2 separate regions of the Homo sapiens genome follow, and region 1 is linked to region 2. A link is a loop called in an ENCODE intact Hi-C map of the cell type or tissue named here. Cell type or tissue: MCF 10A. All regions are shown on one strand. Links, peaks and the distances in the headings refer to the core of each region. The heading gives the core; the rest is flanking DNA. Region 1 holds the start of GRIK1 (glutamate ionotropic receptor kainate type subunit 1). Region 2 has its middle 18 kb from the start of LINC00307.

What was found. Peaks named below come from ENCODE experiments on the same cell type or tissue, not always from the same donor. Only the 100,000 strongest peaks of a DNase experiment are listed, where the experiment ranks them.
Region 1: a loop joins it to region 2, with 4 times the contacts of the local background. A loop is called at or near these places in 7 of 110 quality-filtered maps.

What each region holds. Positions count from the first base shown.
Region 1 is chr21:29,939,830-29,951,890 of GRCh38, forward strand. It overlaps GRIK1 (glutamate ionotropic receptor kainate type subunit 1), which reads right to left and starts at 167. Exons shown (of 18, transcript NM_001330994.2): 1 at 1-167. In MCF 10A, for the core only: a CTCF peak has its summit at 4,325; no DNase peak of the experiment used is centred there.
Region 2 is chr21:30,187,542-30,199,602 of GRCh38, forward strand. No RefSeq gene overlaps it. Among named protein-coding and RNA genes, the nearest start is that of LINC00307, 18 kb to the right of the region's middle. In MCF 10A, for the core only: a CTCF peak has its summit at 7,359 (motif pointing left); a DNase peak (open chromatin) is centred at 7,350.

The DNA of each region.
Region 1 (12,061 bases), core at 516-8,515, 250 kb before region 2:
CAGGAACGTCTCCCTCATTCGTCCTTTGGTCAGATGCAAAAGTCGGGGGATAGGCACAGACAGAGGAGGGAAAAGGGGGAAAGAAGACTAACGAAGAAGGAGAGAGGGTACAGGGTGAGTTGGTGCAGGGGCTCTGAGCAAGCCTGATGAGCTCCAGCAGGTTAACTGGGAGCGGAGCCACGTTCCGGCTTCTCTGAATCTTTGCTTTCCTCCTCCCCTCGCTGGCCCCACCCTTTATTTACTGCCCGCCCCAACCCCACTGATCAAGATACTCGCGCGCGCGCGCGCACACACACACACAGACACACAGACACACACACAGACACACACACACACACACACGCTCTTTTTTCTCTCCCTCAACTTTGCGCTCTGCTGCTGGGAAGTCGATCGAGTGTTGCATTCTCAAGACAGATCAAATCTAAACTATTGGTCCGAGCAGAGAAAGCCTCTGCTGTCCGCTGTGAGTGGCAAGGAAGCCTTCTTGGTAATGTCCGTGTGCACCTGTTAGGGGGTCTTATAGACAGCCAGCTATGACTCGTCCCATCATTTAATGGAAAATCACCTCCAATATTTTGGAAAATACCGGGGCTCCTGTTTTGACTCTGACGAGGATGATGAACAGGGGAAGGGGGAGAGGAATGAGAAAGCTTCAGTACTCCAAGATTATAGTGGCTTCATTCCTATTTGGACCCAAGATAATCTCTTGCAAATTGCTTCCATTTACACATGCCACTGAGATAGAAGCAGCCTCCAGCGCCGCTACTTTTCTTCATTTCTTTTAACTGTCAGGTCTGAATACTGAAAGATAGGCTATTTTAGCAATGTAGGTTTGGAGACTGTTTCTCTGTAGAAGGACAAGGACACTTCCCTAGGGAAATCAGCATTTGATTATGTTGGATTAATTTCCTTCGAGTTTTGTGGGGAATGTTCTATATATATGTTTGCTAGGTCTATATTAACATCTCTTTTTTTTAACTGGTAAATAGATTTTGAAGAACTGACCAAATCCATATGAAAAGTATGTCCACAGTTGTTATATGAGCCTAGAGTGGGAAACAATTGCAAAAGGAATCTAATATATCTTAAAGTCCATTCGTGTATTAATTAATTAATTCATTCATTATTCAACAAATACCTACTGAGTATTTTGTTTGTGGTGTCAGACACTATACTTTTCACTAAAAACCCTATGGTGGGGAAAATGCATGTTCATTCTCCAAGGGAGGTTAGAACTCCACTGTGGAAAGCTAGTCAGTTCATATCTCAAGTAGTAGGCTTGGTTCTGGACACTTTGGGATGAGAGTTAACAAAGCAGAACATGTCTGCAGATAAGAAGAGGGACTGATAGGGATTTAGGAATGCATTTTTGCGTGGAAAGATTGAGGAAACCAAGAGGAATTAGGAGCACATGCTGGTTATCTTCAGACATTTGAAGAATTCTTGTGTTAAAAGAAAGTAGCCTTATTCAGTGTTAGATATGTGAGAAGAGCTAAGAAAAATAAGATTGTCAGAGGGAAATTGTAGAAGAGTAAATTTTGTCTCATTCGGGGAGCATTTTTAAGACCAGAGAATATCAAACAGCGGCAAGGCTGGGTGTGCTGGCTTACATTGGAGCACTTTGGTGATGTTGAGGAGGGAAGATGACCTAAAACCAGGAGTTCGAGGCCAGCCTTGGAAACATAGCGAGACCCTTCCTGTGCAAATAAAAATTAAGAAAAACAGTAGCATGACCTGCTTCAGAAAAGAGGCAAAGTCAAACTATTCATTTATTTATGCATATTTTTTGAGAGCCCACGTTGTGTGAGGTATTGTGCCAATCTCTGGAGACACAGAGGGATATGATTGCTGCCACTCTGGAACTCATTGGCATTAAAGTATGATGAGCTTTACAAAATGGTGTTATGGAAGTAAAGAAAAAAAGTAGTGTAATCCCATTTAAGAGTTTGGAAAGGGGTTCTTCAGGAAGTGATGCTTCAAAACTCAAAGAATCAGTGGTTTAAAAGGGATTAGTAAGTATTTCTTAAAGTGAGAATGAATGTAAATCTGTTAGAGGGTTTATTTTTAAACCTAAAGGTCTGTGGTAAGCATTTTTAGTCATCTATTTTCTCTGGGTACATCAAAGACCAATACATAGCAGATAGTGAGTGGCTAAAGTTTGAAGACCCAAGGTCTAGAATTAAGTCAGCTTTTGAACAAACTGGGTTTAAATTCTGGTTTTACCAAGTCTATGTTTTTAGCTTTGGTTAAATTTTTATGTCTGCCTGTAGTCCATTGCTGGTGCTTACGTATATCTAGTTTTCCCTTTCTCTGGCTCATGAAAGCCTGTACCTTTTCAATTAGTTGGAATCTACCTTTTCAATTAGTTGGAATCATGTGACCATTTTTGGCCAATAAAATATGAGTGGAAGTGCACTGCTGCCAGGAGAAAAGGAAGACAGTGAAAAAAGATCCTGCATGACTTCCAGGACTCTCTTTCCCTGCCAGAGTAACTCTGAAAGCCACAAGTTCTAGAGGTTAAGATGAAAGCAGCCTCAATCCCTGAGTAATTTTTTGTAAGGGAGTTGCTCTGAATGTTTCTAGAACAGCAACACACTGCTAACAAATCAGTCCCAGCTCAACATTATGTTTTAATCCACTACAATTTTGAGATATTTGTTACTGCAGCATAAGCTTCTCTATACTAACTAATAAACTTTCTATGACTTGATATCTTCATCTGTAAAATGAGGATAATAATAACACTACAGGGCCATTGGAGGATTATATGAGCTACTGCATGTGAAGAATTTCCCAAGGTCCTTGTTACTCAGCATATTTTAGTTTATTTGTGGTCATTACTTTTCTGGTTAAAGGAATCCATGCATATATTTCTAGTAATAATCTGCCCCAGATTGCAGAGACTGAAATATTTTGTTTTTTGGGCAAGAAGTCAACAACACTGGTCCAATTAATTATATGGTAATCATAATTGTTCTGATACTATTTCAGGAGTTTTGCTACTTTTTACCTGTATTGTCTCTGGTTTATGAGGAAACAGTTCATTTTGATAATTAGAGATATTAGAGAGATTTCCTAAAGGAAGTTTCTCGAAAACTAAATGGCACACTGCAGTTATGTTTCTGTATCATCTGTAAAATTCTGTAAAGCTTAAAACTGAAATTTATTTCCTTGTTAAAATGCTTCTCTCCACTGCTCATGTACACAGGCTCATGGTGTTGAGTTACTCATGAGTGATCAGCAGCTGCTGTTAATTTGTTTTGTGCTTTTTAGAAGGACTGTATTTTGTACATATATTCATCCAGTTATTTTTTGCCCGAAATGACTCTGGTAATCACTCTTGATTCACATTTTCTCATAGTGCCCTCTTAAGAATAAACATGTCTAATTGAATGCATGCCGTCTTTTTCCCATTCCCCAAATCTTAAGCTTAAATTGATACACCGTGGTTAACAATAAAACAGTACAATGACATGCAGCATTGTGCTTCCTATGAGAGCTGGTGGCATTACTTAGATACTAATCCATTTTAAATTACTTAATTTTTAGGAGATAACAGATACAAAGAAAAATAGCTTAGAGTAACCTGGGGAATGCGAATGTTATACAGTCTTTTCAAAATGTTGTGAGCATAGTTGAGGAAACTTAAAATGTTACTCATGGCACCAAAAACAAAAGATCAAGTGGCTTTTAGAGCCTGCTGGGACTGTGTAGCTGATGTAGGGTCTAAATCTTGAGTTCTTGACTACTTCTTTATGCTTTTTTCGCTAGGTCATATCATATATTTCTATGATGTTAAATACTACCTTTTAGCCAAAGATTCCCAAATGTTGTCTTTTGCTCAAACCTCCCGATTCATGCAGCCAATTTTAGTGACCATTTCTAAGTGAGCCAACATCTCAAATCCTTGATTCTGTCCCATGTCATTGTCCCGCACTGAATCCTCTCCCAAATTTTCTTATTTCAATATGAACACCACCTTCCACCCAGCCATTAAAACTGGAAAATCAGGAGGTCACCCTTCATTTTTTTCCTTACTTCTTCACCTACTCCCGTATCAGTTTATTTTTATAATGGCTTTACCTCCAGAGTATGTCTTTAGTCAGCTTCTCTATACTCCACTGATATCATACTAGCCTGGGGTTTCTCAACCTCAAAACTATTGATATTTTCGGTTAGAAAATTATTTTTTATGAAGGCAGTTGTCCGGTTCTTTGTAGGACTTTTAGCCACTTCCCAGGGCTCTCTCCACTAGATGTCAGCAGTATCCTCCTCCCAAGGTGGGACAACAAAAATGTCTGCAGACATTGTCAAATAAATGCCCTCCGATGTACAAAATTACCCCTGATTGAGAGCCACGGCACTAGCCTAAATCACCATGATCTTCCATCTTCCATCTGGTCTATTACAATAAACTCTTAATTGTCTCTCTTCTCTCATTTGCCTCTTTCTATCCATTCTGTCTGTTTGATCTAAATTAGCTCCTCCCACTGGCTTTCTTCACAAGGCCCTTCTTAGATCCCTCCTGGTCATTATTAACTCTCTACTTGTTTTATTTATTTTATTACAAATTCTCTGAGAGTGGACTCTTTGTCTGTTCTGTTTGCTTGAAACCTTAGTGTGTAACACTGTGCCTGGTGCTTAGAGGGAGCTTGATTACTACTCACTGAATGAATAAATGAATGAGTGATGCTCTCTCATAAGATGTACAACCTATAAATTATAGCAGCAGATTTGTAAGATTGAGTTGAATAAGGAGACTAATTTCTCTTTTAATTTCATTCAAAGCACCTACATTGATCAGCTTAATGTTTAGTGTTATCCTGAGTTCATGTCTAGGAAAACCAGAGTATAACACTACATGTGCTTCTTCAGATTTCAGCAAAATGCTATATGGAGTAGGGGTTTCTTTTATAATTTCATTTTCAGCAAAGTGGCTATCATTACACATACCTTAACAATTTTACTGTAATTTCTGTACTAACACTGGTCTATCTGCCAAAGCACTGTGGAAAGCAGCTGTAGTGAAATCTTAAAAAAAAAAAAAAAAAAAAAAAAAAAACAAAAGAAAACCTATCTCTGTTATTTATCCCTTCACATCCTATTGTAATAACCTGAGACTCTAAAGAAATTCAGTCACATGGAGGGTCTGAACCTAGTTGGTATTTAGCTAATTTCATACATATGTTGGACTCATCACAGGCTAAAGAAGGAAAGATCCAGGCTGAGTACTCAGGGTATTGGGAGCCAGCCCTGGGCTGACCACTGACTACAGCTCACTGCTCTTGGAGAAGTCACATCACCTCCTCGGACTTTAACTGCCTCAACCATAGCATGAAGTGGTTAGACTCATATTCTCCACTTCCTGTTCCAGACCTAAGAGTCAATATAAATTGTAGAAATTTTGTAAAAGGATGGCTCATATTTTTGCTCTCCTTTGTTTATAAATAGAATGAGCTTTTCCTTAAGATAATGAGCATCTATTTGTATTTATTTTATATGCCAGACGCTGTTCTTCATATTTTTACAGGCGTTAACTTACCTAATACAGCAACCTTAAGAGGTAAGTACTACTGTTATGCACATATCACAGCTAAAGAAACTGAGGCAGAGAGGTGAAGCAGATGTCAGAAATGATAGAGCTGAGTGACAGAATTAGAGCTGGGTCACTATGGTTCTAAAGCCCCAGCTTTTTAAAAAACAAATTGAGATTAAATCCACATAACATGCAATTAACCTTTTCAAAACAAACAATTTAATTCCATTTAGTACATTTACAATGTAGCAAAACCACCAACTCCAGTTAATTCTCCTGTGGTTGGAAAGTCATGAGTGACACAGGAGTAGCAAAGGTGAAATTAGAGAGGCAGCAGGTGCATGCATCTGCTAAGGACTTGTGGGCTGGCATAAGGACTGACTTTTCTTCTGGATGAAATGGGAGTCACTGAAAGCTTTGAATAGAGAAGTGACAGCATGAAGTTTATGTTTTAATTTGTTATCGTTTGTTTCAGGGACTACATTAGTTATCAGAGGCCCAGCCAATAGGTATTGTTCTTGCCTTCATGGGGCTTATGATCATGTAAATAGTCCTGCAAATAGGCCGGGCATGGTGGCTCATGCCTGGTGGGTGGATCGCTTGAGGTCAGGAGTTTGAGACTAGCCTGGCCAACATAGTGAAACCCTGTCTCTACTAAAAATACAAAAATTACCTGGGCGTGGTGGCACGTGCCTGGTAATCCCAGTTACTCCGGAAGCTGAGGCAGGAGAATTGCTTGAACCCAGGAGGTGGAGGTTGCAGTAAGCCAAGATCGCGCCACTGCACTCTGGCCTGTGTGACAGAGCAAAGCTCTGTCTCAAAAATAAAAAGCCTGTTTTGAGACTTAGCGTGAATATATTCTTTTGGGCCTAGCTTCCTTCAAATAATAGCTAATGTTTACAGAGCCCTTACTATATACCAGGCACTACTTTTAGTGCCCTGCAGTCCCAAGTCCCCATGACCCTTTGAGATGGTTACTCATATTAGTTCTTCTCTTTTACAAAAAAAGGACACTGAGGCACAGGGACAGAATGTAGTTTCCATGAAGAAAAGCTAATAGATGTGAGAAGAGATTTTGAAAGTGGAACTTGGCTTCTATTAGGAGCTCAGGAAAGACTGCTCAGAGGAAGGAAGCTTTACACATTGCCTTAAAGGGAACTTGGGAGTGACTGCAAGGGGGACGAGAAGAACATTCCAGGCAGAGAGAAGGCTCTATTACAGAAAGCAGTTCCCAGTGATAGAAAAGGTCTTAAAGCGTATTTGGCTGCTGTGAGCTGGAGAGACTGTAGCACCAGATGAGATGGGAAACGTGGGCAGATTCTAGGTCCCTAGGGATCCTTACAGGCCTCCCTGAGGATTTTAGAATTTCTTCTAAAACTGATGTAAAACCTTGGAGCCAGATGCATCTTTTCCACCTGTACTCATTTGCCATCATTCATCCACCCAGTTACATGCTTCACAAGGAGGAGTTCCCCACCAGCCTGGGCCACAATACCAGCTTCTCCTTGCTTTTGCTTCTGGTGTTCCTCCCCACTCTACTTCTCCAGAATTCTTCCTTCTCATTCGGCTTCAGGGCCACCGGTCCTCTTCTGTTCCCCAGTCATGCCCAACTCCTCATGACAGCACATTTCCCTAAACCGCTCTCAGTCCTTAAGCATCCTTTTTCTCACAGGTTACCTGGTTAAGGATTATTTATTCCTGAGTATCTCATTTCTCAGAGAGGCATTCCTTGGGTCCACAGTGAAAAATAAGTCAACCCAGTTTATTCCTTCTTGGCATGCTGTACTTTTCCTCCTCACCACTTATCTTTAATGTTAACTATTTATTCGTTTGTTTAATGTTTCTCTCTCTCCTTTAGATTTCAAGAACCAGGAGAGCGGGGTTTGTGCGTGCATACGATGCTGTGGCTCTGTGCACGTCCAGAGCCACTCCCGACTTCTGACACATAGTAGGAACTCAATTCGTATTGGCAGACTGATTAGATCTGAATGCTTAGAATGTCAAGAATTCCGTAAGCTATAACAAAGAAATCTCAGTTCAGGCAGGGAGGTATAACATGGTACGTCTCCTGTGTTTCACTAATGTAGTCAATGTTTGATGAAAGTTTGCTTTTACATAGTGTTTCATTAATCATTATTTTCAGCAATCTTATAAGCTCAAATTATTTCAGGGAATGATTAAATAAATGCACAGAAAACTTAAAGTTAGAGAGCTAGAAATTGCCTTTAAAAAGCTAAAATTGAAGCTCACAACCGTTACGACGCTCTAATTTTTATTCAGCCTACCCTTCCTTATGGAATTTCAATTTAAGGCTCCTGACAACAAAACACATTAAACCCCTTCATATTTAAATCATGTAAATTAGCCAAATTTCTAATTATTACATCTGGTTTAATTTCTCTCCTCGTAATCTCATACAGCAAATGTCATCTGTTTTTTAAATTATTATATTTTATTTATCAAAGCAATACATGCATATCATTTTAAAAGTTAAATAGTACTAAATAAAAACATACTGAAGCAGTACCACTTCTCCCTCTTCCTCCAGCTCCTGCTCTCCAATTCTTTCAGCTATTTTGTCCACTATTTATGCATCTTATATTTCTGTTTCTCCGTCGTATACATAAATAGTGTTTGTCGACTTCATCAATTTGAGGTATTATCTACTGACTTCCATTATGTCAATAGATAATATTGACATGATTTTACTCTTTAACACCTTCATCTGATTAAATTGATTTTCTCTTTCTCCTCTTTTTTTTTTTTTGAGAGAGGGTCTCACTCTGTCACCCAGGCTACAGTGTAGTGGCACAATCATTGTTCACTGCAGCCTGGACCTCCGGGGCTGAAGTGATCCTCCCTCCTCGGCCCCCTGAGTAGCTGGGACTACAGGTACATAATGCTATGCCTGGCTAATTTTTATATTCTTATGGAGATGGGGTTTCACCATGTTGCCCAGGCTGGTCTTGAATGCCTGGGATCAAATGATCCTCCCACTTCAGCCTCCCAAAGTGCTCGGACTATAGGCATGAACTACCACGCCCAGTCTCTCCTCTTTTTAAAATACTACAATTTTAGGTTCAATCACTGTTCAGGGTTTATAGTTTACTTTGCTGTCCTATCCCCATCTCCCCACTCTTGTTCTTGTCTCCTTCTTTTTCTCCTTCTTCTCCCTCTTCTACTCCTTCTCCTCCTTCTTTTTGCCTCCATGTCTCTCTGTCTTTATTTCTATCTCTATCTCTCTCCTTCTCTCAGAACATGCTTGAGTAACGTCCTGAGTAAAGGTGCTTAAAATAGCTCTCTTTAAAATTCAATTTATTCCGGTGTTGTATGTATTGCGTTAATTCCTCTCTTTGTCAACTTGTATAACTTTCTGGAATATTTTCTCAACTTTATTGTTCAATTCTTTTATGATTTTTTTCATTTATGCTCTTGTGTTTTTGATTTATTTTTCATCTGACTTTTTAATGTGTTATTTTTGTTTTATAGATGCAACATTATTTTTTAACTCTCTAAGGATATTATTGGGAGACTTTTCCTCCAAATAGTCTCTTGCTTTTAAGTTCCTTTTTTTTTCCATGTATTTTAGTCTCCAACTTTCAAGGTGAAAAACTTCCTTAAATGTCCTTTAACCCTTTGTTGTGTGCTCATGTTTAAGGAAAGGGAACTGGAATGTGGATTGTAAGATCTGAATGCAATAAGCAGGACTTAGGGGGTTCTAAGGTTTTCTAAAGAGGGACCTGGAGTGACATCAGGAAAACTCCGATGTCAGTATATATGTGTTTGAGAGTATGTTTAAGAGTTTTTTCTTGGGCTGATTATATTCCCAAGAGAAGATTCTTCTGGTGCCCTCTGGGAGTCGAGTGAAAGAAAAGAGCTGGCAAACATCAACTCCATGAGACTATGGCCCCTGTTTCATGTGAAAGTTATAGGGAGAGGATGTTATCCAGTAGCGTGAAGTCAATTGTGTCCTAAAGAGCTTTCCAGCAAGCCCTTTCATACTAGTTCTCTGTTTGCTGCAGGTCCTGATGTGATCCAGGCTTCTAGTTCTGAGCAATGAGTTTTCTACTCTGAAGATTAGCTTGATTCTTGCCTTTCGGCAGTACTACTTTAAGATATAGAATTCTTCAGTTGGCCAAGAAAGTTTCCACTTCTCTGATTATCTTCCCATTCCTTGTACTTTAATTGTCATTTTTGTGAGATTTCTGGGGGAAAAGTGTTCAATCCTCCACCTTTATCCAGAAGCACTTATTTTATAACTTTTAATATAAATTGTTATAGCAAGACAAGCATGATGGCTTACACCTATAGTCCCAACTACCTGGGAGGCTGAAGTGGGAGGATCACTAGCAGTTGGGAGATTGAGACCAGCCTGGCATCATAGTGAGACTTCTCTAAAAAAAATTTTTTTTTAATTAGCCATGCATGGTGGTGCCTGCCTGTAGTCCGAGCTACCTGGGAGACTGAGGTGAAAGAATCATTACAGGTCAGGCATTTGAGACAAGCCTAGGCAGAGACTCCATCTCTAAAAAAAATGTTTTTAATAACTTAGCCATGAGTAGTGGTGCATGCCTTTAGTCCCAGCCACTCAGGAGGCTGAGGCAGGAGGATTGCTTGAGTCCAGGAGTCTGAGGTTGCAGTGAGCTATGAGGGTGACAGAATGAGATCCTATCTCTTTAAAAATAAATAAATTAATTAAATTTTAAAATAAATACATTGCTTTAGCAGATGCTCTCAATGCCCCATCCATATGTTCTCAGCAGTTTCCACTATATGTGAACATGGCCTCCTGAATACAGCTGGGACTTTCTGCCTAAGGACTCTTTTCTTTCTTTCTTCCCTGCCTCCCTCTTTCCCTCCTTCCTTCCCTCCCTCCCTCCTTCCCTCCCTCCCTCCTTCCCTCCCTCCCTTCCTCCTTCTTTCCTTCCTTCCTTCCTTCCCTCCTTCCCTCTTCCCCCCATCCTTCCTTCCTTTCTTTTTGACTATGGAAGTTTGCGTTTAGTGCTAGAGAGTCAATGTCACTGGAAGTAATACCCATTGGGAAAACTCCAAGGTATGTTCTATACTTTTTCCGGTTTCCCAAAGGGATTCAGTTCCAGTTGCCTGAGTGATCACTTGCTTGTCGGTGCATCTTTATTGGCTTCCTCTCCTTCCTTGTCCCATATCCTTACTCCTCTACTATTCTTTCCTGGAATTGTCTCTCAAATTAACTAACAACACTCAAATCCTCGTCTGCGTGTCTGCTTCTGAGGAGACCCTAGATATTTCTCAACCTTTTTATACTTTTCACCTACACTGTTCTTTTTTTAGCTAGCTCATAATTGTTAGATAATTACAATTTTTGAAGACTGGGTAATTAATCTTATTCTTAATGTCCTGGTCACAGCAACGTAGGTCACAAGAATTGCATTTGATAATCTCTTTCTTTAAGGCAAACTGTTTCCTACTTTACGAATTTAATGTATCTCCTTCTTTAAGAAGTAAGGCATATTATAAGATATCACTTGATTAAAGTGGCCTGAGTTTTCCCATGGCCAGTAAATTTTAAAAGTATCTCCAAATCTGTGTACTAATTGCCTGTGAATAGGTGAGTAGGTGACCTCAGTCATTAAAAAATAAAAACAAAAAAACCCACTGAATCCCAAGTGTTTAAAAATGGAAATGCATTACTTCTGTGCAGCTCAGACATTTGGGGCAAATGAACTGATCTCCAAAAGCTTGCTACATAATGAGAAGAAAACAAGTAAGAGCCCGGTTAGGTGGATATTTATTCCAGGGCAAGGTAAACAAATTTCCTTCCACCACAGTAAAATTATTGAGCTGAAAATTCACACAGGAAACCAGACCAGTTTATCAACTGACTCTCTATCTTTTTAAATCCTAAAAAAGACAATCTTTTGTAAAATATTATTACAAAGTACCTGTATTCTGTAAAATGACTTGACAATCTTAGAGTAATATTGATTTTTTTCTCATTGAATAGTTCTACAATAATCAATGAGAACAGTTTTTCCCCTCACAGCAGTAGACATTATCAATGTTTTAACTCTCTCTGTTTTTCTTCTGTAACAACCATAATAGGCAATTTAAAACATTGAAGCTGCCTTCTTTCCAGTGGCCAATTCATTGCATTATTTGTCTCTCTTTTTTATATTCTCAACATAAAACAACTTTTTTTTATTGTGTCCTCTACCCGACTGCCACAGACATTTGGAACCATATGCTCCTATCTGGTGCACACCATGGAAGAGTAAAGAATGTTAAAATGTGGCTTACAGTCTCCAGCAATGCCACAGAAAATCCTCCATGACATGCTGTCATACCCAAGACAGCAGTAAAGATGGAAATCTAGCCAGCTGTAGGCAAAGGAGTATCTGAGTACGTACTCTGGCCCCAACTTTGGTCTCTGAAAGTCACCTTGATAATGTCACTTACATTTCTGCCTGTGGCTACAGAATCAGAGCAGCTCCTCTTTATAGCCTTATATAGTTATGCCAGTATTAAGAATAAAATAATTGAAACAAG
Region 2 (12,061 bases), core at 2,526-10,525:
AGTAAAAACCAGTAGCACTTTGTCTTTCTATATGACAGTCTGCCCCTTCAAGTAACAGTCATGTACCAATCTGTGCCACCTTTCTTTTGTCCCTGGACTCAATCATCTTCAAGGGCATTTCTCAATTATTCATTTGATGTTGGTTCTTACCACAACACTGAACAAATTTTAAATACTCTGTGACCAATAAGAATATAGGTGCAGCAAACCACCATGGCATATGTATACCTCTGTAACAAACCTGCACATTCAGCACATGTATCCCAGAACTTAAAGTAAAATAAAACAAAAAATAAAATAAAATAAAAATAAGAATATGTCAGATTAATTTTATTTTGAAACTAACACCAATACAAAATGTGATGACTGTTTTAATAGAAATCCAGTGGGTTATCACTTTATTCCTCTGTTGTTATGTCTAAGGCATGTTAAATGATCTTTCTAAAAGGTTATGCCTAAATTTACCAGTCATACACAATTACATCCATAGTCAAAACATGTTTTGTCATCTATCAGAGACAGTCGACTCTACTCCTAAGGCATTTCAAGTTTTGTCCTTTCAAAACAACAGGTGGGTGTTATTCTCCCAGGCAATCCTGTGTTATGCCTAGAAGATAGCAGACAGCCACATAAATCAGCTGTACTTTTTCATATAATCATTAGAGAAATGTAAAAAACTGCGTAGAAAAAAAGCACCTAAAGCTTAAGAGAATTACTGATCACGAAAGGTTTCACCTTATTTAATATTTTAGGTGTGGCCCCCTTGATAAATTGAAATAGCTTTGGGTTTCTTGTTGTTGTTGTTTTGCTTAGTGTGTGTGATCCGTGTCTAAGGCAATAAAATGCCAAACCTTCACTCACCTGAGTGGCAAAGCCTGCAAAATTCAATCAGGCGGTGATCTCTAGAGTATAGCATTTTCAAAGAATATTCAAAAGCTACCAGCTGTAAACATAACACACACACAAAAAAACAGAAAAACCAAACCATGCATCTCTTAGCTGGCTGTAAATGTACTAATCAGTGATTTGGGGGGAAAAAACGGTGTAAACATGGTGGATATATTTTCGACAGTAATCATAATTCTTGTCCAGATGATGTGAAGGGTTATAAAATAAGCCTGTTAGGTTTCCCAAGCACTTGTGTGTCGAGTATATGTAAAATGCTTCATTAAAACATCTTAGACTTTACAGTGGATATTTTGCTGGTATTAAGCTTGTGTTTGTAAATAGAAGTGCTAATTATTTAGGCATGCAATTGCTCACACGAATAGCCTATGGGTCAGAGTAGTTTTAGACTTTACTTTTTTCTATAATTAAACATATAGCATTTAAAGAACATTTTTTTAAAAAACATGAAAACACAGTATTCCCTGGAGCATATCACATGTGAATTTAGAAGCCAGATTATAACGCAATTTTTGCCTGCAAATAAATGAGTTCAACATTAACAATAATTAGAGACATAAGGTCCTCTGAATTCTAAAAAGTTACCCCCAAATCTAAATATTATTTAATAAATTTAATAGTTGCATAATATTGATTTCCCCAAAATCACGGGTAAAAGGTTTTTCTTGAAGCAGTTATAAGCTATATTGTGGCAAAAAATTAGCCAATATACTTAATCAGGATAAAAGAAAAATGAATAATACAATTTTTAAAACTTTTTTTAATTGGCTTTGGGAGAATTTTGAGAATTTGCCACCATTTACAGTGACATAAAAGAGATAATCATATGTTTCTTATACTGTGATGCAGCCAGCCACTCCAGACTGAACAAACTGGTGTCTTTTTGGTATTCCCATTCGGCTCTATCTGTGAACTTGACTATGACCCTGACTCACCACAGCCAAACCTGAAAAAAATAAAACTACCTATCGGGTACTATGCTGATTATCTGGGTGATGAAATAATCTTGACACAAAATTCCCTCAACACACAATTTATCTATATGGCAAACCTGCACATTTACCCTTGAACCTGAAATAAAAGTGAAAAAAATTAAAATTAAAAAAGATAAGATTTAGAGGAAAATAAATCTAGTCAAGACATAGTAGAGATGCTGTTTGGTTGGCTGTTTTTCCCTCCACCTAATACTCTATCATGAACATTTTTTATGTCATTACATATTTGTCTACCTCATTATATTTATGATGATACTGTGTTTCATTGTGTGAATATGCATAAGCATAATTTATGTAATCTACTGATTAAATATCTTTTTTACTTATAGTAGGGAATAAAATAATGTATTTTTGAACTTTTTTTTTTCGGAAGTAAATTATATTTGCTTGCAATTACGCTTGGCTTTATGTAATACACACTCATGCTGCTTATACAAATAAGATGTTTATTTTTCTCTCTTAAAAAAAAATTCTAGAGTTTGGCAGCTCAGGGCTGGTGCAGCTGCTCTGTTAAGTCCTCAAGGACAGAAACTCTGTCTGGAGGCCTGATTCTAGCAACCAAGCATGTACCATTTGTCCTCAGAGTCTCAGAACGGCTGTCACCTGCAGGCAAAGGAAAGGCAAGTGTGTCCATGTTCCTGAGACTGTCTCTATCAGAAAATACAAAACTTTCTAGGGAGACTGACCTAGGAGATTCTCACTTAGGTCTCACAGGCCAGACATGGGTGACGTGGTAATCTCTAGGTCAAGAAAATATTGAGAGGAGAATATTTTTAACAGGGCACGTTTATGCTCTGAAAAATGTCAGTGTTCTCTTAGAAAATAAGAAGGAAAAATGGATACTGGGCAGCCAACTATCAGTGTCTGTCACAGAATTATACATATGCATAAGAGTATCTTACTCAAGGGTAATTAAGTGTCCAGTAATTCTTGGGACGGATCTCTGGGTATAGCAGTAAGTCTTTAAACAGAACTACTGTTACATACAATTTGTAGTTTAGATCCATATATTTGTCAAATATTTGAAATTACAGTTCTATAAACATTTCCCATATGTAATGGTAGAGGCGGGTGGAGAGAAACTCACCTATTTCTTTCTTATATCTTTAATAACACCCAGGCAACACTCTACCCAAGATTCCTTAGAAAAATAATTAATTCAATTGTCCTTGTGCTAAGAGGGACAAAAGCCTAATCTATGATAATAATGAGAGTTTCCAAGAACTGTATCAGTAAACAGCTGAGATTTCCTTATTGCTTTTCCTTAAAAAAGTCAATTCCACCTCACACGTTATCTCATTCATCTTTACAATGTAAGTGTCATTTCCTGTTCCTTCTGGATCGTGTGTTCCCTAATCAGTCAAATCGCGTCTTCCAGCCTCCGTTATGAATATTTCCATCGCTTGTGCGCTCCAGGAAAACCTGGCCACCTACACCCTCCCTGAAAATGTATTTTTGCCTGCAGTGATCTAGAGAAAGGGGAAGGCTATTTTACTGACCCAAATGCTTCAACTAAATTTGATTTCAGCCTTGGAAGCAAAGAGGCATTCTCCTCTTATTCAGCGTCATTGCCAACTTTAAATCAATACCTCTCCCATTGTCCTAAAACCTCCAAATCTAAAGATCTTGCTATCAGATTATATTATATACTTCTATCCCTCTTCTTCACACTTGATATAGTCACTTAAAGACTCCTGCGTCACTTTCTCTCATTCTTTGAACATTTTAGCTTTTGCCTTTCTGTCGCTTTCTCTACCAATATTTTTGTCTTTATTGAAAATGAATTCATGATACATTATGATAATCCGGCTGATGTCCTGGGCCTCTCCATTCCCCACCATCATCTCCAATGATCCTACTTTCTACTTCAGCTCAGCCAGCTACTTGAAAGGCACACAAATCTTAACTGAATATTAGAAGTATATAGGAGAAATTTAAGAAAATACTAACATCTGGGCTCTATCCTCCCAGATGTTGATTTAATTGTTTTGATTTAAATTCTCCAGGTGGGGCTTATATGTAGCCCAAGAGAATGACTGCCTAGACATTTTTATTCTCAATAATTTCACCTCTTATATTCTCAATAATAAGTGAACCCAAAATATCTGAGACGAGTCTCAATCAATTTAGAACGTGTTTTGCCAAGATTAAGGAAGGGTCCGAGGTGGTCGGAGGACAGCTTGCTTTAACACATTTGAGGGAGACATGAGAGACATCAATCAATATGTGTAAGATGTGTACTGGTCTGGCCCAGGAAAGTGGGACAACTCCAAATGGGATTACTCCAATCTAATAGAGCATTTTACTGCTTTCCTATTGCTACTGTAACAAATTACAAACATTTAGTGGCATAAAGAGCACCAACTTATTATGTTACTCTTCTTGGAGTCGGAAGTCCAAAATAGATAGGCAGGGCTATATTCCTTCTAGCAGCACTAGGGGAAAGTCCATTTCTTTGTCTTTTTTCAGCTAGTGGCTTCCTTCATCCTTGGCTCATGGCTCCTTCTTCCATCTTCGCATTCATCAGTGTAGCATTTTCTCTCTCCTCTCTCTCTCTCTCTCTCTCTCTTGCTCTCTCTCTTTCTCCTCTCACATCTCTTCTAACTCTTCCGCTTTCTTCTTTCCCTTATCAGAACTAGTGATTTCACTGGGCCTACCTAGATATTCCCACATAATCTCTTGAAGATTTTTCATCACGTTTTCATTTCAAGATTTTTCATTACATAATCTCTTCATTTCAAGAGTTTTTTTAAAATCACATAATCTCTTCCTTTCAAGATTTTTCATCACATATAAGGATTTTTGCCATGTAAGATAACATATTCACAGGGTCTGGGGATTAAAATGTGGACATCTTAGGTGGGTCATGATTTTACCTATTATTACATAAGCATTCAAACCATGCAATACAGCCAGTCTTTAAAATCAAACAAATGAATACTTTACCTTGAATGGCAACCCCTTCCTACTGCTATTTCTAAGCTCTTTTAAAAATAAAAATCGATAGAATTGCCTCTTCTGTTTTCTTTGATATATTTCCTCCCATTCTCTTTTCAATTATTTTCAAGCGGACTTTGTTCTTCATAACTCCCATAAAAAACTCTTTTTAAAGCCACTGATAATTTCCACATTGTTAAATTTTGCTATGAATTCTTAGTTCTCATCTTACTTAACAGATGAGAAGAAGGTGGTCCATTGACAACTTCCTTATTTGTTCAGTGTTAAGTTCTAGGGATGTCACTTTCTTCTGGTTATTTTCTTACCTCTCTGGTGAATTTTTCACATTCTCTTTGGCGAGATTTTTCTTTTTGCCAACCTCTAAACACTACGTGTTCCAGAGTGACAATATAAATGCTCTGATTTCTGTGTATGTGCTGACAGCTTCCAAATTTTTATCCCTAGCTTGGAGCACTCCCCTGAAATGCAGAGATACATGCAAATGTCAACTCTGCTATTTTCCTTGAAAATCTCCACAGGCATCTCAAATCTAGAATGACGAAGACCAAATTGCCAATTGTTACAAATAACCACGCCAAACTGCTTATACCATCTCAGTGGCAATTCTCTCCTGCAGAGTTTATTCATCCAAAAACATCGGTGCTACCCTCATAGCATCTTTGTATTTCTGTCTTCAGGTTCCACTGATCAGCATGTCAGTTTTGCCTGCAAATATGTCCAGAATCAAATCACTTCTCACCACATCCACCACTATCAGCTGATCCAAGCCACCATCATTTTTTTGTCTTCATTCAGCAGTCTGGTCTCCTAGCCCTTGCACCCCTACAACATATTTTCAATACAGCAACCAGGATAGTCTTTTAAAAATGAAGTCAGATTATGTCATTCCTCTGCTTAAGCCTGAAAAGGCATCTCCTCTTACTCAGAGTAAGAGTCGAACCCCTTACAATGGCTCACTACCTCACTACCTCTCTGAACTCATCTCTGGCAATTGTTTTCCTTGCCTGTATTGCCCAAGAGAAGCTGAAATCCTGGCAGTTACTCAAACTGCATAAGCAGTCTTCCTCTTCAAGGCTGCACTCTCTTTTCTCCACATAGGAAAGACATTCCTTGGATATTCCCATGGCTCAGTTTCTCGCTTTCTTTAGGTCTTTGCTTGAAAAGTTTTGCCTTTCTCCTACACAGGTATTTCTATTCCTTGACCCTCATCTGTTGTTTTCAATAATACTTCTTTCAACTTGTCATATTATTTATATGGAAATAAACAAAGATGAACCAAATGAGGAAAGCAAAGTCTGTTTATACAGAACTTGCCATGGCCAGGGAGTCAGCCACCAATGTTTGCATTTTGGCAAAGTCTCAAAGGCAGGCAGAGGAGTGGAAAAGCTTCATCATGCAGAAAAGGGAAGACCTCAAACACACCTTAATTGAAGAAGTGGGAAGACCTCAGGTACCCTCTAATTGGAGACTTTAACATGGAGAAGCTGCAGGTGGGGTAATGATAGCTGGATATTCCATGTAATTGTTTAGGGTTGCATTTTTGTTTTTTTCTGGTTGGTCCTATATTGAAAGCAGTGACAAAAATGTGAGAAACTGTCAGTTATTAATGAAATTCTGGCCATTTGGGGCTGATTGTTATAGAAATTATTGTTTAGCTTATGGTATCAGTACTAGCAATAGCAGTCTGACTCCCTACAAGTCTGACTTATAGCAGTCTGGCTTTCTGGGATGTTTATTGTAAATAAAGGATTGGTTTTCTGGGCAAGTTCCTGTAGGTTGTTGGTCAGAGTTCTGTTTTTGAACATGACTTGACCATTGTCCACTTATATGTCCAGTTTCTCATATATTTGTTCTTTTAGACGTATAATAGTTGTCTCTTCCTACTCACATGTAAATCTTGGGAAAAAGACAGTGTCAGGTGATTTATTATGTTAGGAACCAAGATTCATGTTTGTGAATTTTCTTATTCCCAGTGCCTTGCAATAGTCCATGATCAATAAATATTTGAGTAAAAGGGGGCCATATATGGTCATGCCTATTTTCTTGAGTGGTTACATGAAAGATATGCCACATCAAATAGACTGAATTACTTAATCTGAGAAGCCAAGATTCAGTAATTTTGTTTGAGTAGATTTTGTTTGTTTGTGTAGGCTCTCTTGCCTGCAAATGACTTGGAAATGACCTTTCAAACTATGGAGTCTCTAAAGAGAGTTTAAAAAAAACCATGTGATACAAGCCATACTGTGTAATATTGGCTTAATAACTAGAAATCGATTTGCATTGCTTTCCCTCTGTTATGGCTCACGTTTGAAAGCCAAAGTAATAGAGAAAAATAAAGCTATGGTCAATTCTAAATATAATCCACAATGATGAGTTGTTCCAAAGGTCTATGTCCTACCATTTATCATGTTTTGATATAAACCTTTCATCTTCTCTATTTACAAGGATGATCCATGCTTGTTTCTTCTGCACAAAGTAGACTAGAGCACCCCCTGGTGTTTGGATGATATCACTACCCTCTTCAGTATACTAGGGTTTCTATGTTTGCATGAAGTGTTAATATGAGAGAAGTTTGTTGTTGTAATGTCTGGCACTTAATACTGAATTCTAGATCCATTAGTTGTGTTATAACCATCTTGATTTTAGGGCATCATTGATCTATTAATTCTCATCTGAGCTCAGAATTCCGAAAGGTTTTCCCTAAATGTTACCATCTTCACCCAAAATATCTAAACATTTATGCATAGTCTTTAAGTGATATACAGTTATCCCCTTACATTTCAAGAAGGACTCTTTGTAATTCAATATTATTGAGAACACCTACACTGTTCTGAGCTGTGGTAAGTGTTTTGCAGGCATCATTATATTGAATCTTCACAAACTAACTTATGAGGTTCTGTTATTATTTCAAATAATAAATATATTTCGAATTTTATTTCAAATAATAAAACTGACACTCTCAGAGGCTTCATAACTCCTAGGTTTTCACAACTAGTGGTTTGCAAAGGTGGGATTTGCAGCCAGTTCTATATAACTTTATGAACTAGAGAGCTTACCTAGTCTACTATATAGTCTCATTCTTACATGTTTTATTTTGAGTTGTTCACACTCTTGTTTTCAAAAATAAACCAGTCCTCCCCACCACAACAACATCTGTATGGATCCCTTACTTTCTAAAAATGACCATGGGGTCCTTTTAATTAGAACCAAAGTTCTAATACTAACAGACACTTCTGATCCTAAACACAATCATGAGACAGATGAAGTATTTAAGTCCAAAGAACCCGGCAATTTCAGTCTAACTCCCTTCGTCACCTATTGTCTTATTTTAGCTTTTCTCATATGCTTCCTGCCAGATGCTTTTTTGAACATTATAGAATACAGCAAGTATCCATCTGAAAATTTAAAAAATATAAAGTATTTTAAGTGTAAAATTCCTTCAAGGTAATCCAGGGCTTCTTAAAAGTCAAGATCTAGAATGTTGTAGACAGTAGGTGTTCATTAATTATTTTTTGAATGAATGAATTATACGTAAATGAAGAATATACCCATAAATTCAGAGTGATCTGTAAAACTCAAGAAATTGTGTGTGTGTGTGTGTGTGAGAGAGAGATGAGATTTCATGACTAAAAGCTAAAAATCATCTCTATTTGTCTGAGCTCTGGATAACTCAGGTTAGATTCCTTAATCCATTTCATCCAGAACAGAGATTTTATTATTTACTAGTTTTTTGACTTTGCATGTAAGGGTCTAACATTTAAATTTGTGAATTTCCTCATGAAGAGACAACTGAAGAGGTTTTTGCAGAACTGACCTGGGGAGTGATGCTGGAGCTCTCCAGACTGGCCCAGGAAGACTGGTGAATCTCTGACTCTGAGCTAAGTGCAGACCATCCAGAAATACTTGCTGAATGAAGGACTAGATCTTCTAAATTGCCAAGCTGGGTAATTTTTAGAGAAATGAAATTTTAGGACATTGATGCTAAGGTTAGGAGGGCCTATCAATGCCAAGACTTGAGAAATAGTAGAGGATTGGAAGGACTTCTCAGACTGAACTGGATTGTGGATGCTTGAAGAAAAACTTCCACCGCTGTTTAGGGAGTGTGTTCTTCATAATTCTGTCCTCTTATGCTATACTTTTTTTCTCCTTTTAAGCAGCAATATATAGGATTCCTCTCCCAGTTCAAATATAGACAGTCTCTAAAGACCATCTCTCTGATCCCAAAAAACAGAAAAAAAAACTAGTTAAATTACAAAATCACCATTTATTCTTTTTAAACCCCAAAAGAAGGGAGAATTACAAAACCATCATTTATCTTTTTAAACCCCAAAGTAAGAGACACTGGGTTTTGCAAAATGCTTTTGCAAAAATATCTTTTTGCTGGCAAATACCCATCTTGGCTTCATATTTTTTACCACTTGTAAATGAAGTCCAATTCTGCTGAAATTCTGAAACGCATTAATGCATTGAGTGATACTGTTTACTGGGAATAAGTAATAATTTTCACATCTCAAGTTAAAACCCTTTAATTTGCCTCCTAAGAAGTGGCCTAGGTTGGAAAACAATAAAAACATCTCAAAGAGAAAGAAGAAAACACTGAGAGTTAGAGAATATTTTACTAAATTTTTAAAGAATGTTAGCTTTGCATTTGTTCTTGGAAGTGAATCAGTAAGTGAATTTGTTTCTGAATATACACATTCACAAAAAAAATCAGTTTTTTCTGTTTCCATTATATAACTATTGAATGAATATTTAAAAGATATTAGTTTAATATGCCAAAATTATCGACGGCCCAGCATACAAACCAGCCTTGTCTGTTTCAGAAATAGAAGAGACACTGGTGTTTGAGAGGCACAGGGCACTGAAAGGGCTTTAGATTTGGATATATCTGCATTTGCGCACTGCTTCTCCACTTACTGTCCATGTAATTTGGGATATGTTCCTTAGCCTTTCTGAACATAACTTTCCTCAGGTAAAAGAGCTTCTTTTCATAGTTTATGTGAGGATTGTGGGCTATTTTTGTAAAGTCCAATCACAGAGTGTATGCCTTATGAAAAGATTGGCTACCACGGCTGCAATGATTAATAATATGTTCATATTTTCCTTTCTGATTATTGACTATGTTTGGGAAGAGTGATCATTTAAAATCAAATATTGACATGTTAATATTGCTTATCTCTTTGAGGCAGGGGTTTTAGATGACTTTTACTTTTGTATGTAATTTTATTTTTAAGTGAAAAGTATTCCACAAGATTTTGTATATTATACAAACATATAATTGGAAACAGAGCTAATGAACAAATCAATTTTGATTATGAAAGAATTAAAATAAAGTTGGGTTGATATCAGTCTGTAGATCAAAGATGCCTCAATGAAAAATTTTGTTCTGGGTTAATCCAAGGCACAACCCTCCTTTATTAAGCAGTTTGTTATGTCATGCACCAGAATTATCCACATTTGAGTTGATGAACAAGTTTCATTCCCTCTTGGTGCTTCATAGTGCTTCAGAGAGAATTCATAGTACTCTGGGTATTTGGGGGGTGTTTTGAAGACATGATAGTCACATATTGATGCTTCTGGATAGTTGCTCAGTTCATTAGGTTCTCCAAAGGCTTACTGTTAAAAGACTATTTCTTAATCCCACTACTGGATATGTAACAAAAGGAAAGGATATCTGTAGGTTGAAGAGATATCTGCCCTCCCATGTCAATTGCAGGACTATACATAATACTAAAATATGGAATCAACCAAAGTGGTCGTCAACAGATGAATGGATTTTTAAAATGTGGTGTTTATGATTCAGCCATAAAAAAGGAACAAAATCCTATTATTCGTGGCAACATAGATGAGCCCAGAGGACATTATGTTAAGTGAATTAAACTAAATACAGCATGTTCTCACTTATGTGGAAGCTAAAAACATTGATCTCATAGAAGTAGAGAGTAGAATAATGGTTACTAGAAACTGGGGGTAGGGTGGAGGTGGGTAGCCAGAAGTAGGGTTTGAGCTTTTTTCCCACATAAATGTCTTTTGAGAAGTGTCTGTTCATATCCTTAATAGCTTACCAACCAAAAAACATCCAGGACCAGGCGGATTCACAGCTGAATTCTACCAGAGGTACAAAGAGGAGCTGATACCATTCCTTATGAAACTACTCCAAACAACAGAAAAAGAGGGAAACCTCTCTAACTCATTTTATGAGACCAGCATCATCCTAATACCAAAACCTGGCAGAGACACAACAAAAAAAGAAAATTTGAGGCCAATATCCCTGATGAACATCGATGCAAAAATCCTCAATAAAATACTGGCAAACCAAATCCAGCAGCACATCAAAAAGCTTATCCACCATGATGAAGTCAGGTTCATCTCTGGGATGCAAGGCTGGTTCAACATATGCAAATCAATAAATGCAATCCATCACATAAACAGAACCAATGACAAAAAACCACATGATTATCTCAATAGATGCAGAAAAGGCCTTCGACAAAATTCAACAGCCCTTTATGCTAAAAACTCTCAATTAACTAGGTATTGATGGAACGTGTCTCAAAATAATTAGAGCTATTTATGACAAACCCACAGCCAATATCATACTGAATGGGCAAAAACTGAAAACATTCCCTTTGAAAACTGGCACAAACATTGATGCCCTCTCTCACCACTCTATTCAACATAGTATTAGAAGTTCTGGCCAGGGCAATCAGTCAGGAGAAAGAAATAAAGGGTATTCAAATTGGAAAAGAGGAAGTCAAATTGTTTGCAGATGACATGATTGTACATTTAGAAAACCCCATCGTCTCAGCCCAAAATCTCCTTCAGCTGATAAGCAACTTCAGCAAAGTGTCAGGATACAAAATCAATGTGCAAAAATCACAAGCATTCCTATACACCAATAACAGACAACAGGGAGCCAAATCATGAGTGAACTCCCCTTCACAATTGCTACAAAGAGAATAAAATACCTAGGAATGCAACTGACAAGGAATGTGAAGGACCTCTTCAAGGAGAACTACAAACCATTGCTCAATGAAATAAAAGAGGACACAAACAAATGGAAGAACATTCCATGCTCATGGATAGGAAGAATCAATATCGTGAAAATGGCCATACTGCCCAAAGTAATTGATAGATTCAATACTATCCCCATCAAGCTACCATTGATTTTCTTCACAGAATTGGAAAAAAACTACTTTAAATTT